Linked DNA regions of Homo sapiens: all the other regions are linked to region 1. The links are chromatin contacts, found by Hi-C or POLR2A ChIA-PET in ENCODE. All regions are on one chromosome and are shown on one strand. The core of a region is the stretch at or near the end of the contact, and the rest is flanking DNA. Distances in the headings are between cores, read along the strand shown. Region 1 overlaps SBF1 (SET binding factor 1). Region 2 overlaps PLXNB2 (plexin B2). Region 3 overlaps DENND6B (DENN domain containing 6B).

Evidence for each region. Hi-C counts contacts between places; a loop is a spot of excess contacts on that map. ChIA-PET counts read pairs that join two places held with the same protein, here RNA polymerase II (POLR2A). Pooled maps may share reads with other maps.
Region 2: a loop to region 1 is called in a pooled map, with 2.5 times the contacts of the local background. The contact joins two enhancer-like sites. A Hi-C loop is called at or near these places in 1 of 50 pooled maps. POLR2A ChIA-PET finds 5 or more read pairs at or near these places in 4 of 52 experiments (A673, Caco-2, HEK293 and 1 more).
Region 3: a loop to region 1 is called in a pooled map, with 2.2 times the contacts of the local background. The contact joins two enhancer-like sites. A Hi-C loop is called at or near these places in 1 of 50 pooled maps. POLR2A ChIA-PET finds 5 or more read pairs at or near these places in 2 of 52 experiments (BJ and Panc1).

Annotation. Positions count from the first base shown.
Region 1 is chr22:50,447,814-50,452,851 of GRCh38, reverse strand. SBF1 (SET binding factor 1) reads left to right here. Exons shown (of 41, transcript NM_002972.4): 37 at 4,202-4,309; 38 at 4,408-4,619. Among named protein-coding and RNA genes, the nearest start is that of SBF1, 25 kb to the left of the region's middle. Within about 2 kb of position 2,953, at least 3 of the 41 ENCODE cell types and tissues checked have a DNase peak (open chromatin) inside an H3K27ac peak, as active enhancers do.
Region 2 is chr22:50,273,614-50,278,651 of GRCh38, reverse strand. It overlaps PLXNB2 (plexin B2), which reads left to right. Exons shown (of 37, transcript NM_012401.4): 29 at 1-56; 30 at 133-217; 31 at 381-535; 32 at 639-799; 33 at 914-1,061; 34 at 1,746-1,810; 35 at 1,948-2,023; 36 at 2,689-2,763; 37 at 2,844-3,673. The coding sequence ends at 2,948. Among named protein-coding and RNA genes, the nearest start is that of MAPK11, 5.8 kb to the right of the region's middle. RefSeq lists a silencer at 2,278-2,347. Within about 2 kb of position 2,376, at least 7 of the 41 ENCODE cell types and tissues checked have a DNase peak (open chromatin) inside an H3K27ac peak, as active enhancers do.
Region 3 is chr22:50,310,008-50,315,045 of GRCh38, reverse strand. It overlaps DENND6B (DENN domain containing 6B), which reads left to right. Exons shown (of 20, transcript NM_001001794.4): 10 at 125-247; 11 at 346-441; 12 at 552-646; 13 at 774-839; 14 at 1,168-1,232; 15 at 1,322-1,411; 16 at 1,547-1,600; 17 at 1,938-2,047; 18 at 2,421-2,523; 19 at 2,629-2,703; 20 at 2,785-5,038. The coding sequence ends at 2,907. Among named protein-coding and RNA genes, the nearest start is that of PLXNB2, 4.9 kb to the right of the region's middle. RefSeq lists enhancers at 1-412, 200-419, 550-759. Within about 2 kb of position 1,250, at least 2 of the 41 ENCODE cell types and tissues checked have a DNase peak (open chromatin) inside an H3K27ac peak, as active enhancers do.

The DNA.
Region 1 (5,038 bases), core at 1,704-4,203:
ACCAGAAGAGCCTTACGGCAGTGTGTGTCCATTCATGCCTTTCCTGTCCTGTTACTGTCACACATTTTATTTTTACGTATGACATAAACACCCAGTATGGTTTTTTTTTTTTTTTTTTTTTTTTTTTTGAGAGATGGAGTCTCCCTCAGTCACCCAGGCTGGAGAGCGGTGGTGCGATCTCGGTTCACTGCAACCTCTGCCTCTGAGTTCAGGTGATTCTCCTGTCTCAGCCTCCCAAGTAGCTGGGATTAGAGGCACCCACCATCATGCCCGGCTAAATTTTTTTTGTATTTTTAGTAGAGACGGGGTTTCACTGTGTTGGCCAGGCTAGTCTCAAACTCCTGACCTCAGGTGATCCGCCCGCCTTGGCCTTGCAAAGTGCTGGGATTACAGGCGTGAGCCACCGTGCCCGGCCCTGTTTTTGTTTTAAATAGTCAACTTTGTTTTAAGGAAATTAAGAAAGAAGGAAAAAGTCTTCTATTTTTGCCATTTATAACATTCTTCATTCTTTCAGTATAATCTGGTCTGGTTATTATTTCTCTTCAGCCTGAAGAATTTTTAATATTTCTTGTAATGCAGAGCTGCCAGTCACAAATCCCCTCAGCTTTTGTTTATCTGAAAACATCTTGGTGCCTTTATTTTGCAAAGGGCATTTTCTCTGGATATGCATTTCTAGGTTGACAGCTGCTTCTTTTTTTTTTTTTTTTTTTTAATTCAGCAGTTAAACTGATGTCACTTTAAAAGATCTCATTACTAGGCTGGGCGCAGCGGCTCACGCCTGTCATCCCAGCACTTTGGGAGGCTGAGGCAGGTGGATAACCTGAGGTCAGGAGTTCGAGACCAGCCTGGCAAATATGGTGAAACCCCGTCTCTACTAAAATATAAAAATGAGCTGAGCATGGTGGCGGGTGCCTGTAATCCCAGCTACTCAGGAGGCTGAGGCAGGAGAATCGCTTCAACCCGGGAGGTGGAGGCTGCACTGAGCTGAGATCGCGCCACTGCACTGCAGCCTGGGCGACATGAGTGAGACTCTGCCTCAAAAAAAAAAAAAAAAAAGATATTACTTTGTTTTCTGGCCTGTATTGTTTCTGCTTAGAAGTTGGTGTTGATTCTTATCCTTATAAACTGTGTATAATGGCACCCTTTGATTCTCTGCCTTAAGATTTTGCATTTAATTTTGGCTTCAGCAATTTGACCATTGTGGTTTTTGCTTTCGTCCTGCTTGGGGCTCTTTAAACTTCTGGGTCTGTGGGATGATCATTTTTGTCAAATTTAATACATTTCAAGCCATTGCTTCTATAAATTACTTTTTCTGCATGATCTCTCCCTTTCCTTCTGGAACTTTATTGTCCCATACGTTGCTGAAGCTCTGTTTGTTTTTTCTCAGTCTTTATCTTTGCAATTCATTTTGGATGATTTCTGTTGGCTTGTCTTCAAGTTCACTACTCTTTTCTTTCTTGTTTTTAATATACTGAAGCCCATCAAATGAATTTTTTTTTAATTTCTTGAGACAGGGTCTTGCTCTGTTGCCCAGGCTGGAGTGCAGTGGCACAGTCATGGCTCACTGCAGCCCGAACCTCCCAGGCTCAAACAATCATCCTGCTTCATTCAGCCTCTTGAGTTGCCAAGACTACTGGCGTGGGCCACGTGCCGGCTACTTTTTTTTTTTTTTTTTTTTTTTTTTTGTAGAGATGGGGTCTCCCTATGTCACCCAGGCAGGTCTCAAACTCCTGGGCTCAAGCAGTCCTCTCACCTTGGCCTCCTAAAGTGCTGGGATTACAGGCATGAGCCACCACACCCGGCCCCATCTAATGAATTTAACGCTTTTTATTGTAGAGATTCCCCATCTGATAAACCATTATGTCCATCTTTTCTTTTAAATCTTGAAACATAACTTAAAAATATATATAAAGATGGGGTCTTGCCATGTTGCCCAAGCTGTTCTCACACTCCTTGGGTCAAGCGATTCTCCCTCCTCGGCCTCCCGAAGTGCTGGGCTTACAGGCGGGAGCCACTGTGCCCTGCCTGTGTTGTCTTTCTTTAAGCTTAGAGTCTTGGGTTTTATTCTCGCAGGTAGGTAATGAGCTTGTGCGTCAGCTTGGTCTGTTTGAAGCTTGTTTCTAAGCTTTGTTTGGGCAGCTCTCCAGCACCTCTAGAGAAGCTCCAGGGATAGAGCAGCCCAAGGCGTGTGGCCTCTCCAGGGCTTCAGTTGGAGTTTTGTGTCTTTGTGTCTTCGGTAAGGTCTTGCCACACTGGCTTTTTGGAAGTCCAGTATCTTTTAGCATTCCTCTAGAATTTGGGTTCAGCTCATAGTTTTGTTTTTTTTTTTTTGAGGCAGAGTCTCACTTTGTCTCCCAGGCTGGAGTGCAGTGGCGCACTCTCGGCTCACTGCAGCCTCCACTTCCCATGTTCAAGCAATTCTCCTGCCTCAGCCTCCCGAGTAGCTGGGATTACAGGTGCCCGCCACCATGCCCAGCTAATTTTTGTATTTTTAGTAGAGACAGGGTTTTGCCATGTTTACCAGGCTGGTCTTGAACTCCTGACCTCAGGTTATCCACCCGCATTGGCCTCCCAAAGTGCTGGGATTACAGGTGTGAGCCACTGCTGCCGGCGTCAGGTCATAGCTTCTTAGTAGCTGTTCTCTGCCAGGCCTTGTGACATCTTGCTTTGCACATGGCAGCCTAATTTGGCCAACGACTCAAGGAGGGCTCTGTCTAGATTTCTAGAGCCCCTTTGCTGTGGTGCTCCCTCCCCTCTGTGGGCTGCCCTGCAGACCCAGCTGCACTAGCGCCCCTGGACGTCCCGTCTCTGCCTCCTCGGCTCAGCAAGCTCCCGTGTGTTGCTCTGGCCCTGCCTCCCTGCACTGTGGCTGGGCAGAAAACAGGTGACTGTGGGGCCCATCTTATGTGGTCCCATGTCTTAGGCTCCTGTCTCTCAAGCTGCACTGCTTGTCTGACATCTGGAAACAACGGCTTCCCCTTCTTGTCCAGTTTCATCATTTGCATATGGAGGGAGGGCTGTTCAGACTAATTATCTGTCATGGCTGGAAGTTGACAGTTGGCCTCGTGTTTCTCTTTTGAAGTCAGCCGTCAGTTTTATTGTTGCTCTTTCAAAGAGAGCATGTCTTTTTTTCTTCTGGCAGGTTTTGGGACTTTTCTCTTTGTTTTTCAGCAGTTTTTCTGTCCCATTTTGGGGTGTGTGTGTGTGTGTGTGTGTGTGTGTGTGTTTGTGTGTTTTGAGACAGAATCTCACTTTGCCGCCCAGGCTGGAGGGCAGTGGTGTGATCTCGGCTCACTGCAACTTCCGCCCCCTGAGTTTAAGTGATTCTCCTGCCTCAGCTTCCTGAGTAGTTGGGATTACTGGTGCCTGCCACTGCGTCCGGCTAATTTTTGTATTTTTAGTAGAGTTGGGGTTTCACCATCTTGGCCAGGCTGGTCTTGAACTCCTGACCTCGTGATCCACCCGCCTCGGCCACCCAAAGTGCTGGGATTACAGGCGTGAGCCACCGCGCCTGGCCCTAAAATCACTCTCTTGAATTTACTGTATGTTCTAACTCCTGTTTCATTTCAGGGTCTATTTTAATGTTTTTCTCCATTTTTCTGCTGTTCTTTTATTGTAAGCTGGACATTGTGGACCCTGCAGTGTTGAAGATCAGTATTGTGTGGTCTTTTTTTTTTTTGAGAAGCAGTTTTGCTCTTGTTGCCCATGCTGGTGTGCAGTGGCGCGTTCTCGGCTCACCGCAACCTCCGCCTCCCAGGTTCAAGCGATTCTCCTACAGGCGTGCGCCACCATGCTGGGCTAACTTTTTGTATTTTTAGTAGAGATGCGGTTTCTCCATGTTTGTCAGGCTGGTCTCAAACTCCTGACCTCAGGTGATCGGCCTCCCAAAGTGCTGGGATTACAGGCGTGAGCCACCACGCCTGGCCGGGGTGTGTGTTTTTAACTTACCCTGTTGGGGTCTGTAGTGCTTCTTGATTATGTTGTTTGATGCCTCTGGTTAGTTTGGGAAATTTTTCAACTGTTGTCTCCGAATATTCATTTTGCATATTCCTTCCCTCCCTCTTGCCACCTCCCCCTGTGGCCAGTCACACACGCGTTAGGCCTTTCCGTTGTGTCTCTTTCCTGTGTTTTCCTTTTGTCTTTTCGTGCTCTAGTCTGGATATTTCCTTTTGAATAAACTTGCCATTAATTCTTCCCCCAGGAGCTGCAGAGGCTGGAGACAGAGTTGGGCCAACCCGCTGAGCGCTGGAAGGACACCTGGGACCGGGTGAAGGCTGCACAGCGCCTCGAGGGCCGGCCAGACGGCCGTGTGAGTGAGGGCCAGTGTGAGCGTCCACGGTGGGCGTGTTGCTGGGAGAAAGTGGAGTCTGTCCAGCCCTGACCCAAGTCCCAACCTCCTGTTCCCAGGGCACCCCTAGCTCCCTCCTTGTGTCCACCGCACCCCACCACCGTCGCTCGCTGGGTGTGTACCTGCAGGAGGGGCCCGTGGGCTCCACCCTGAGCCTCAGCCTGGACAGCGACCAGAGTAGTGGCTCAACCACATCCGGCTCCCGTCAGGCTGCCCGCCGCAGCACCAGCACCCTGTACAGCCAGTTCCAGACAGCAGAGAGTGAGAACAGGTATGAGGGCACCTCCCACTGCCACATGGACACCTCTGAGCTGGTGTTCTGGGGTCCCAGGCAGTCCTCTGGTGGGAGATTGCGGGTGCTTTTGAGGAGCTTGCTTAAGTATACACCACCACTGGGAGGGGTTTGGGGTGTCGAACTGGTGACCACAGCTGACCACAGCCTGCAGTGGCTGAGGGAGGAGTAGAGAGAGGGCAGTGGTGGGGCCCCCGTGAGTCTGGAGTCTGGCAGGATCCATCCCAGGCAGCTGCTGCCGTGGCTGCTTCTACAGATCTACCTGCCTGGCCATCCCTCTCCTCGTAAGGGCGCCTGCCCTGTGTAGGGGGCTGCTTTCCCAAGACCCTGAGGCTCTGGTGTGGGGATGCTCCCTGGAGTCTGGAGGGTGTGAGGCGCCCTTCACTGTCTCCTTTCTG
Region 2 (5,038 bases), core at 1,127-3,626, 170 kb after region 1:
TGACGTCACAGCGGGAGGGCCGGTGGAAGCGCGTCAACACCCTTATGCACTACAATGTGAGCGTGTAGGCCGGGGCGGGCGAGAACTGGGCACCCTGGGGGCACAGCCCACCCTCACCGCCGTGTTCCCCAGGTCCGGGATGGAGCCACCCTCATCCTGTCCAAGGTGGGGGTCTCCCAGCAGCCGGAGGACAGCCAGCAGGACCTGCCTGGGGAGCGTGAGTCCCTCCCTGTTGCCCGTTTCCTTCCAGCCCCTGGTGGTCAGCGTGGACCATGTCTGCCCTGGACACATGCACCCCTGCCCACCCTGCCACCACTGCTCCCTGTGGGACCCAGGCCCCCAGACCTGGGTAGGGGTCCCTCAGTGCCCGCTCCCCACAGGCCATGCCCTCCTGGAGGAGGAGAACCGGGTGTGGCACCTGGTGCGGCCGACCGACGAGGTGGACGAGGGCAAGTCCAAGAGAGGCAGCGTGAAAGAGAAGGAGCGGACGAAGGCCATCACCGAGATCTACCTGACGCGGCTGCTCTCAGTCAAGGTGGGCCCCCATGGGTGTGTGGGCGGCACCAGGCCGCCACGCTGAGACCCTCCCCCCCAGGAGCCGCGCCCACGGCGTCACGCTGAGACCCTCCCCCCCACAGGGCACACTGCAGCAGTTTGTGGACAACTTCTTCCAGAGCGTGCTGGCGCCTGGGCACGCGGTGCCACCTGCAGTCAAGTACTTCTTCGACTTCCTGGACGAGCAGGCAGAGAAGCACAACATCCAGGATGAAGACACCATCCACATCTGGAAGACGAACAGGTGAGGCTCCACACCCACCCCGCGGCCCAGCCCCGGCTCCGCCTCTCACTTGGGAGGCTCCACACCCACCCCGCGGCCCAGCCCCGGCTCTCATTCCCTGCTGCTCTGCCTCAGCTTACCGCTCCGGTTCTGGGTGAACATCCTCAAGAACCCCCACTTCATCTTTGACGTGCATGTCCACGAGGTGGTGGACGCCTCGCTGTCAGTCATCGCGCAGACCTTCATGGATGCCTGCACGCGCACGGAGCATAAGCTGAGCCGCGTGAGTGGGGTGGGGGCAGGTCTGGGGCAGGGAGGCCTGGGTCTGTCCCCAGGAGGCATCTTGTGAGTTGGGACCTTGTCTGGGGTGTGGATTTGAATATCTTGGGCTGGAGCCCTTGATGTAGGAGGTGACGGGTGGCGGAGGCTGGGGGCACAGGGGCCCGGCAGAGCCTGGGAGATCCCGAGAGCCCTTGCCCTCTCTCCTCCTGAGACCTCTCACCACAGCACACGAGCAGAGAAACTGAGTTTTACTACAGATCACAAAATAAGTAGTTTTCTTTTTTTTTTTTTGAGATGGAGTCTCTCTCTGTCGCCCAGGCTGGAGTGCAGTGGCGCGATCTCTGCTCACTGCAACCTCCGCCTTCTAGGTTCAAGCGATTTTCCCGCCGCTGCCTCCTGAGTAGCTGGGACTACAGGCATGTGCCACAACGCACGGCTAGTATTTTTAGTAGAGACGGGGTTTCACCATGTTGGGCAGGCTGGTCTCGAACCCCTGACCTCAGGTGATCTGCCTGCCTCAGCCTCCCAAAGTGCTAGGATTACAGGCCTGAGCCACTGCGCCCGGCCCATAGTTTTCTTGATGAAAGTGTCAGGAGTTCGGGGCAGGGGAAGCTACCCAGGGGTACTCTGAGCAGCCCCAGCCTGGCCCCCTTGGCCAGGCATCACTGGGTTTTGTCCCCAACAGGATTCTCCCAGCAACAAGCTGCTGTACGCCAAGGAGATCTCCACCTACAAGAAGATGGTGGAGGAGTAAGTCTGCCTGCCCTCCAGGCCAGGCCCCCATGCCCACCCTCGACCCCCTGCGGGGAGGTTCAGGCCTTGGTTTCCCCCACCACCCCCTTTGTGGTCCCTGCCGCCCACACTGTATGATGCTCCCACCCCTGCAGTTACTACAAGGGGATCCGGCAGATGGTGCAGGTCAGCGACCAGGACATGAACACACACCTGGCAGAGATTTCCCGGGTAAGGAGACCACCAGGGACGCACCCACAGCCCTCCCCGCTCCCACTACCCCATGCTGAGCCTGGCCCTGAGCTGCAGGGCAGGGGTAATGTGGTGCTGAGGGGGAGAGAGGGTGGGGCGGGACCTCGAGGTGGGCTCGGCCATGTGAAGTGAGCCACAGCTGCGTGTGGGGAGTATGAGCTGCTCCTGCTTGGAGCCAGGCCCTGCCCACAGCGCCCCCTCCCTGCGGCTGCACCCACGGCCGTGCCCACAGCGCCCCCTCCCTGCGGCTGCACCCTCGGCCGTGCCCACAGCGCCCCCTCCCTGCGGCTCCATCCACGGCCGTGTCCACAGCGCCCCCTCCCTGCGGCTGCACCCACGGCCGTGCCCACAGCGCCCCCTCCCTGCGGCTCCACCCACAGCCCTGCTCACAGCACCCGTCCCTGTGGGTCCATCCACAGCCGTGCGTCACACAGGGAGACACTGAGATGGTTGGATGTGCACAACTCTGCCTGCGTGGGTGTCTGTCTGAGGCTGTGCCACATGGGGGGCCCCAAGTGCCAGCTGTGCCCAAGGCCCCAGCTGCTTCCCCGGGGAGGCCTCGTCCTGGGCGTCCCGTACTACTCCTGCCAGCCCTGGGGCTCCCACAGCCCCTTTTCCACCCTGACTGTCCCGTCACCCCCCAGGCGCACACGGACTCCTTGAACACCCTCGTGGCACTCCACCAGCTCTACCAATACACGCAGAAGTACTATGACGAGGTAGGGTCAGGCCCCCGGGGGCGGGGGCAGGTGGGGTGCTGGGCGGTCCCCCGGTGTGCTCTGATGCGACCCTCCCTCAGATCATCAATGCCTTGGAGGAGGATCCTGCCGCCCAGAAGATGCAGCTGGCCTTCCGCCTGCAGCAGATTGCCGCTGCACTGGAGAACAAGGTCACTGACCTCTGACCTACAATCTCCAGTGCTGCCTTGGGACATAGGTACCTGAGGTACCTGAGAGCCCCTCAGGGGAGGAGGCCGAGTGGCTGTGGCTGAGGCCCCCACCCTCCCCTGGAACGCGCCCCAAGCCGGAGTGGGTGCAGCCGGAACCCGCCCAGCGTCTAGACTGTAGCATCTTCCTCTGAGCAATACCGCCGGGCACCGCACCAGCACCAGCCCCAGCCCCAGCTCCCTCCGGCCGCAGAACCAGCATCGGGTGTTCACTGTCGAGTCTCCAGTGATTTGAAAATGTGCCTTACGCTGCCACGCTGGGGGCAGCTGGCCTCCGCCTCCGCCCACGCACCAGCAGCCGCCTCCATGCCCTAGGTTGGGCCCCTGGGGGATCTGAGGGCCTGTGGCCCCCAGGGCAAGTTCCCAGATCCTATGTCTGTCTGTCCACCACGAGATGGGAGGAGGAGAAAAAGCGGTACGATGCCTTCCTGACCTCACCGGCCTCCCCAAGGGTGCCGGCACTCTGGGTGGACTCACGGCTGCTGGGCCCCACGTCAAAGGTCAAGTGAGACGTAGGTCAAGTCCTACGTCGGGGCCCAGACATCCTGGGGTCCTGGTCTGTCAGACAGGCTGCCCTAGAGCCCCACCCAGTCCGGGGGGACTGGGAGCAGTTCCAAGACCACCCCACCCCTTTTTGTAAATCTTGTTCATTGTAAATCAAATACAGCGTCTTTTTCACTCTGCGGGTTGGCTGAGTGTTCCTCCTGGGGCTGCAGTGCCCCTGTCCACCACCCCTTCCCTGGGCTCTGTGGGTCCTGCTGGGAGGGGAGCTGTGGGGAGGTGGAGGGGGCTGGGAGGGGTGCTGGGGGAGGTGGAAGGGGCTGGGAGGGGTACTGGGGGAGGTGGAGGGGGCTGGGAGGGGTGCTGGGGGGAGGTGGAGGGGGCTGGGAGGGGTGCTGGGGGGAAGTGGAGGGGGCTGGGAGGGGTGCTGGGGGAGGTGGAAGGGGCTGGGAGGGGTACTGGGGGAGGTGGAGGGGGCTGGGAGGGGTGCTGGGGGGAGGTGGAGGGGGCTGGGAGAGGTGCTGAGGGGAGGTGGGGGGGGTGGGAGGTGGGACTGCTTCTGGTGCCATCTGGTGGCTTCTTTCGTGCAACACATTCTTACCAAATGCCCGCTGCACACCACGCATGCACTGTCCTGAGCGCTAGGAACAGCAGCAACCAGGACGGGCAGGGCTCAGAGCCTCCCCTGTGTGCCAAGAATACAGACAGCCCAGGCAGAGGGCATTCGGTGCTCCAGACACAAAGTGAAGGCCCAGCTTCAAATGTGGCTGGATCCAGGCACACATCCTGAGGTTCTGCTGGTCTGGACTGCTAACCCACTCACGAGGATCCATTCTCAGGCAGCCCCAGCCTGTCTCCCCACCTGGGCACGTCATGGCTGGGGTCTCTTGATGGGCAAGGCCTCCATTGATCGAGTCCCCTTTGGACTGGGGCAGCTCTGTAGGGACCAGCCCCACAGGGTCAGTGGGTCTCTCCGTGTGCGGCGACGAGAGAGTGTAGAAATAAAGACAGAAGACAAAGAGATAAGAGAAAAGGCAGCTGGGCCCAGGAGACCACTACTACCAATGCATGGAGACCGGTAGTGGCCCCGAATGTCGGGCTGCGCTGTTATTTATTGGATACAAGGCAGAAGGGGCAGGGTAAAGAATGTGAGTCATCTCCAATGATAGGTAAGGTCACGTGGGTCATGTGTCCACTGGACAGGAGTCCCTTCCCTGCCTGGCAGCCGAGGCAGAGAGAGAGAGGAGACAGAGAGAAAGACAGCTTACGCCATTATTTCTGCATATCAGGGACTATTAGTATTGTCACTAATTTACTACTGCTATCTAGAAGGCAGAGCCAGGTGTACAGGATGGAACATGAAAGTGGACTAGGAGTGTGACCGCTGAAGCACAGCATCACAGGGAGACGTTTAGGCCTCTGGATAACTGCGGGCAAGCCTGACTGATGTCAGGCCCTCCACAAGAGGTGGAGGAGCAGAGTCTTCTCTAAACTCCCCTGGGGAAAGGGAGACCCCCCCCCCTCTTTCCCGGTCTGCTAAGTAGTGG
Region 3 (5,038 bases), core at 1-2,500, 140 kb after region 1:
CCCTGGAGCAGCGTGCTGTGTTCACCAGTGCCTGGGCCAGCCTGGGTGAACGGTGGGAGAGCGGGGCCAGAGCCAGGAGTCTCAGCCCCTGCCTGACCTCCCCGACCTTCCTGCCCGGCCCCAGGTGCTTCCGGCCTGTGCTGACTCATATGCAGACACTGTGGGAGCTCATGCTCCTCGGGGAGCCCCTGCTAGTCCTGGCACCCTCGCCCGACGTGTCCTCGGAGATGGTGCTGGCCTTGACCAGGTATCGCCTTGGCCCGGTCCCGGCTGGGGAAGCTGGACCATCGCGGCTGTGCCTGGGCTGCCCCTGCCTCACCTGCTCCCTGCTGCCTCTGCCCACAGCTGCCTGCAGCCCCTCAGGTTCTGCTGCGACTTCCGTCCCTACTTCACCATCCATGACAGCGAGTTCAAGGAGTTCACCACACGCACGCAGGCCCCGTAAGTGCCGCCTCTGCCCCGCCTCTTGCCCTTGCTCCGCCCTGCCTCTCGCCCTTCCTGCACCTCCCTGGACCTCTGTCTCTGCCTCTTCTCTCTCTCTGTCTGTCTAGACCAAACGTGGTCCTGGGAGTCACAAACCCTTTCTTTATCAAAACACTCCAGCACTGGCCCCACATCCTCCGAGTCGGGGAGCCCAAGATGTCAGGTCAGGCTCCCGGTGAGGTGCAGGGGGTGCTGCTCAGAAGCCTCGTTGAGTGTGGGGCCGCCTCAGAGCCCGTGGGGATGGCCAGAGCTGCGGGCACTGAGGCCTGGCCACCGGGCGTGTCTCGTAGGAGACCTGCCTAAGCAAGTCAAGCTGAAAAAGCCTTCAAGGTTGAAGACCCTGGACACCAAGCCAGGTCTGTGCTCCCCTCGACCTGGAGCCCCTCCACCGTGGAGAGGCCTGTCTTGTACCTGGCGGGTCTCTCGGGTGGGGCAGCCAGGCCCCCAGACCCCTGATCCTCTTCCAGGACTCAGCAGCAGAGCTCAGAACCCTTGGGGAGGGGTCGCTCTCTTCTCTTCAGTGGGTCTCGGTGTCTGGGGGGTGGGTGGGTGAGATTTTCAGGTGCAGCCAAGGGCATGGGGCTGCAGGCAGATGAGACCCCCACCCTGGCTCCTCTGTGGGGCTGCAGGAGTGTGGGAGGGAGGCCCTTGAAGGGTGGGGCGCCAGCTGTGCCCTCCCGCCAGGCCTCTACACCGCTTACACGGCCCACCTCCACCGCGACAAGGCGCTGCTCAAACGGCTGCTCAAGGTATATGGTTTGTGGGGCAGGGGCTGGGGACGCAGGGAGCCTGGTGTGGTGTGAAGCGCAGCAAGGGCCTGGCCCTCTCTCCCCTGCAGGGCGTGCAGAAGAAGCGGCCGTCAGATGTGCAGAGCGCCCTGCTGCGGCGGCACCTCCTGGAGCTCACCCAGAGCTTCATCATCCCCCTGGTGAGGCCCGGGGCTGGGGGACATGGGACTGGGGGGCACGGGGCTGGGGGGATGGGGTTGGGGGGGACGGGGCTGCGGGGGATGGGGCTGGGGGGCATGGGTCCCCGGGCTCACTCCCCTCCCTTCCCCACCCAGGAGCACTACATGGCCAGCCTCATGCCCCTGCAGAAGAGCATCACGCCCTGGAAGGTGGGGGTCCTGTGGGGGTTTTGTGGGGTCCATGGAGGGCGGGTTCCCTTCCTCACCCGGAGGAGGGAAGGTCTGGAGCAGGAGGCTGTGGCTGGGCAGGAGCCACAGGCCTCAAGGCCATCATGTTTGTGAAACTGGGGGCCACAGGGCAGGTGGCTGGCAGGACCCTTGGAGGGGCTCAGGGCCTGCTCCCTGGGAAAGGCTGTCCTGGGATCTGTGCCAGGCAGGGTGGGGGCTGGGGGTCTTCAGAAGTGGTGAGGAGTGTGTCTGGGAAGCGTACCGGGTGCAGGCCTGTGAGGCCGAGTTCCCACGTGCTGGCTCACCCATCCCCTCTCAGACTCCCCCCCAGATCCAGCCCTTCAGCCAGGATGACTTCCTGCGTAGCCTGGAGCATGCTGGGCCCCAGCTCACCTGCATCCTCAAGGGCGACTGGCTGGGTCTCTACAGGTGCGTGGACTGCAGGTGCAGGCAGCTTGAGCCCTCCTTGGTCCACAGGGTCAGCCCCATGGCCCCCCGCCTGTCAATCCCCAGGGTCATCCCCATGGCCCCCCGCCTGTCAATCCCCAGGGTCAGCCCCATGGCCCCCCGCCTGTCAATCCCCAGGGTCAGCCCCATGGCCCCCCGCCTGTCAATCCCCAGGGTCAGCCCCATGGCCCCCCGCCTGTCAATCCCCAGGGTCAGCCCCATGGCCCCCCGCCTGTCAATCCCCAGGGTCAGCCCCATGGCCCCCCGCCTGTCAATCCCCAGGGTCAGCCCCATGGCCCCCGCCTGTCAATCCCCAGGGTCAGCCCCATGGCCCCCCGCCTGTTAATCCCCACAGGCGGTTTTTCAAGTCCCCCCATTTTGATGGCTGGTACCGGCAGCGGCACAAGGAGATGGCCCTGAAGCTGGAGGCCCTGCACCTGGAGGCTATCTGTGAGGCGGTGAGAGAGGCTGGGGGTTGGGGAGGGCCAGAACATGGTGGGGGTGGGCACAGGCCCAGGGCAGTGAGGGGCCTTGCTGACAGTAGACCCCGTCTTGCCCTGCAGAACATCGAGACCTGGATGAAAGACAAGTCCGAGGTGGAGGTCGTGGACCTGGTCCTGAAACTTCGTGAGAAGCTGGTAAGATGCCTCCCAGCCTTGTCCCAGCGCCACCAGCCTGGCACGGAGCTGCGCCTGCCCTGACCATGGCTGCCCCTCCAGGTGCGGGCTCAGGGCCACCAGCTCCCTGTGAAGGAGGCTACGCTGCAGCGGGCACAGCTGTACATCGAGACGGTCATCGGCTCCCTGCCCAAAGACCTGCAGGCTGTCTTGTGCCCTCCCTAGAACAAAGCCAAGGGCCACGGTCCCAGGGCCCTAGGTCTGCCTGAGCCTCCCACTCCCCAGTGGTGGCGGCACTGGGCCAAGCACACGCTCCCCTTCCTTGGCCCCCCGCCCAGACTGCAGGCTCCCCTTCCTGCACCACCATTGTCTCAGCAGTAAAGGCGACATTTGGAACCACAGCATGGCCTTGACCATAGGGGTTCCTCGCAGGCAGAGCCTTGCCTCCTCCTGGGTCCCACCTGGCCTCTGCAGACCTTAGGCTGGGACGGGGGCGGGGACAGGCTGGGAGCCCTTGCTGATGTGGGTGCGTCTACCGTCTGCCCCTCCCGGTGCCCATCTGTTGGCCCCCGACCCCCCTGCGCTGTGTGTGATGCTTCCCTCAGCCCAACAGGCTGCCCAGGACAGGAGGGACCCTCTCCTGACACAGCCCCCGTCTTGTCTGGGGATGGGAGGCTATTTTGCATATAGTCATCAACTTGAGAAAGGGAGAGACCACTTTGCAGTGTGAAGAGCTCTGCTCACCACCCCTGGTGCTCCTCTGGACACCCACCTGCTTGGGGCTGTGGTTTGTTGGGAGGTAGGGGTTGGGCAGGGGGCTGTGTGCAGCCCAGCACCTCTGCTAGGAGAGCTGGCTCAGCCTGGCTCTCGGAGAGCCACAGCACCTTCCTGGCTCCCAGTCCTGGAGCCCCCACCAGGCACCAGCTCCGTGCGTCCCTTCTGGGAGGTGGACAGGGCTCCTGTTGTCCAAGTGTGTCCGTCCATCCCCCACATGCAGCCCAAGGGGCTCTGGACTTCGGCCTGACCCTGCCTCTGGCTGGAGCCTGCATGTCTCCCTTTCCTTGGTAAGGGGTGAACGTCCCTAAGAGCCACCTCTGGGTTGTATGCTCCCCCCGTGACACCTGCAGGCACTGAGGCCGGTGAGGTACGGTGTTGACCCTGCACAGCACACAGTGACGGTACTGTCAGGGCTCCGGACAGCCAAGCCCTGCTCAGCATCACGCACTGTGTGCCCGGGAGCAGGTCCCCTGACCACTCAGACCCTCAGACTCCTCATCTGAGCGAGCCAGCCATGCAGATGCCCGACAGGGTGCTGGGAGGGCCACTCATGGAGACTGGGCTTTGTACCCTGTGAGGCCGGGCGGGTGCTGGCCAGGGGACACAGGGCTGGGGGAGGGACTTTTTCTTTTTTTTTCTTTTTGAAATGGAGTCTCGCTCTGTTGCCCAGGCTGGAGTGCAGTGGCATGATCTCGGCTCACTGCAAGCTCTGCCTCCCGGGTTCACGCCATTCTCCTGCCTCAGCCTCCCGAGTAGCTGGGACTACAGGCACCCACCACTGCGCTTGGTTAATTTTTTGTATTTGTAGTAGAGACAGGGTTTCACCATGTTAGCCAGGATGGTCTCGATCTCCTGACCTCGTAATCCGCCCGCCTCGGCCTCCCAACGTGCTAGGATTACAGGCATGAGCCACCGCGCCCGGCCGGGACTTTTCTTTTTCTTCTGAGGCCCCCATTCAGTCCGAGGAATGTAGCCTTCATTCAGCGCAACGTACTGTTTGTGTTCTCATTGGTGCTCTCAGACCTCCAGCCAGGTGGTGGAGAGCGAGCACTGCCAGCCACTTCAGTGCAGGATGTGACTGAGCCACAAGGACAGCGGGGTCAGGTGTCCGGGCGCCAGGTAGTTCTCAGAACTTGGTACATGTCAACTTGTCCAGCCCAACTGCAGCCCAGGACAGCCTGTCCCTGTTCCCATTCTACAGACAAGACGCGGAGGCAGCCGGGAGGGTGACCAAGGGGAGCTGTTAAGCCCCAGATGTCTGGTGCAGGGTCCAAGGATGTGACCACATGAAACAGAACACATAGAGGCCGAGGTGGCAAACCTGTTCTGTGGCAGGGACAAGCCGGGGACCCGAGGGTGAGAAAGGTCCTGGCCCCAAATGCAGCTTGGGCCTCCTGACTGTAGCACAGGGGGACCAGCCTCCCCACTGAGGGCTTGGTCTCTAGAGGGTCTGCAGAGATGCTGGCACCTCTTGTGTGGGCAGCTTGAATGCTGACCTCCATAAGATGGGGCCTGGGGGGCCAGTACAGGCCCTGCCATCAGCTGCCCTCCACCAGGGCCCTCTGCAAAAGCCTTATGC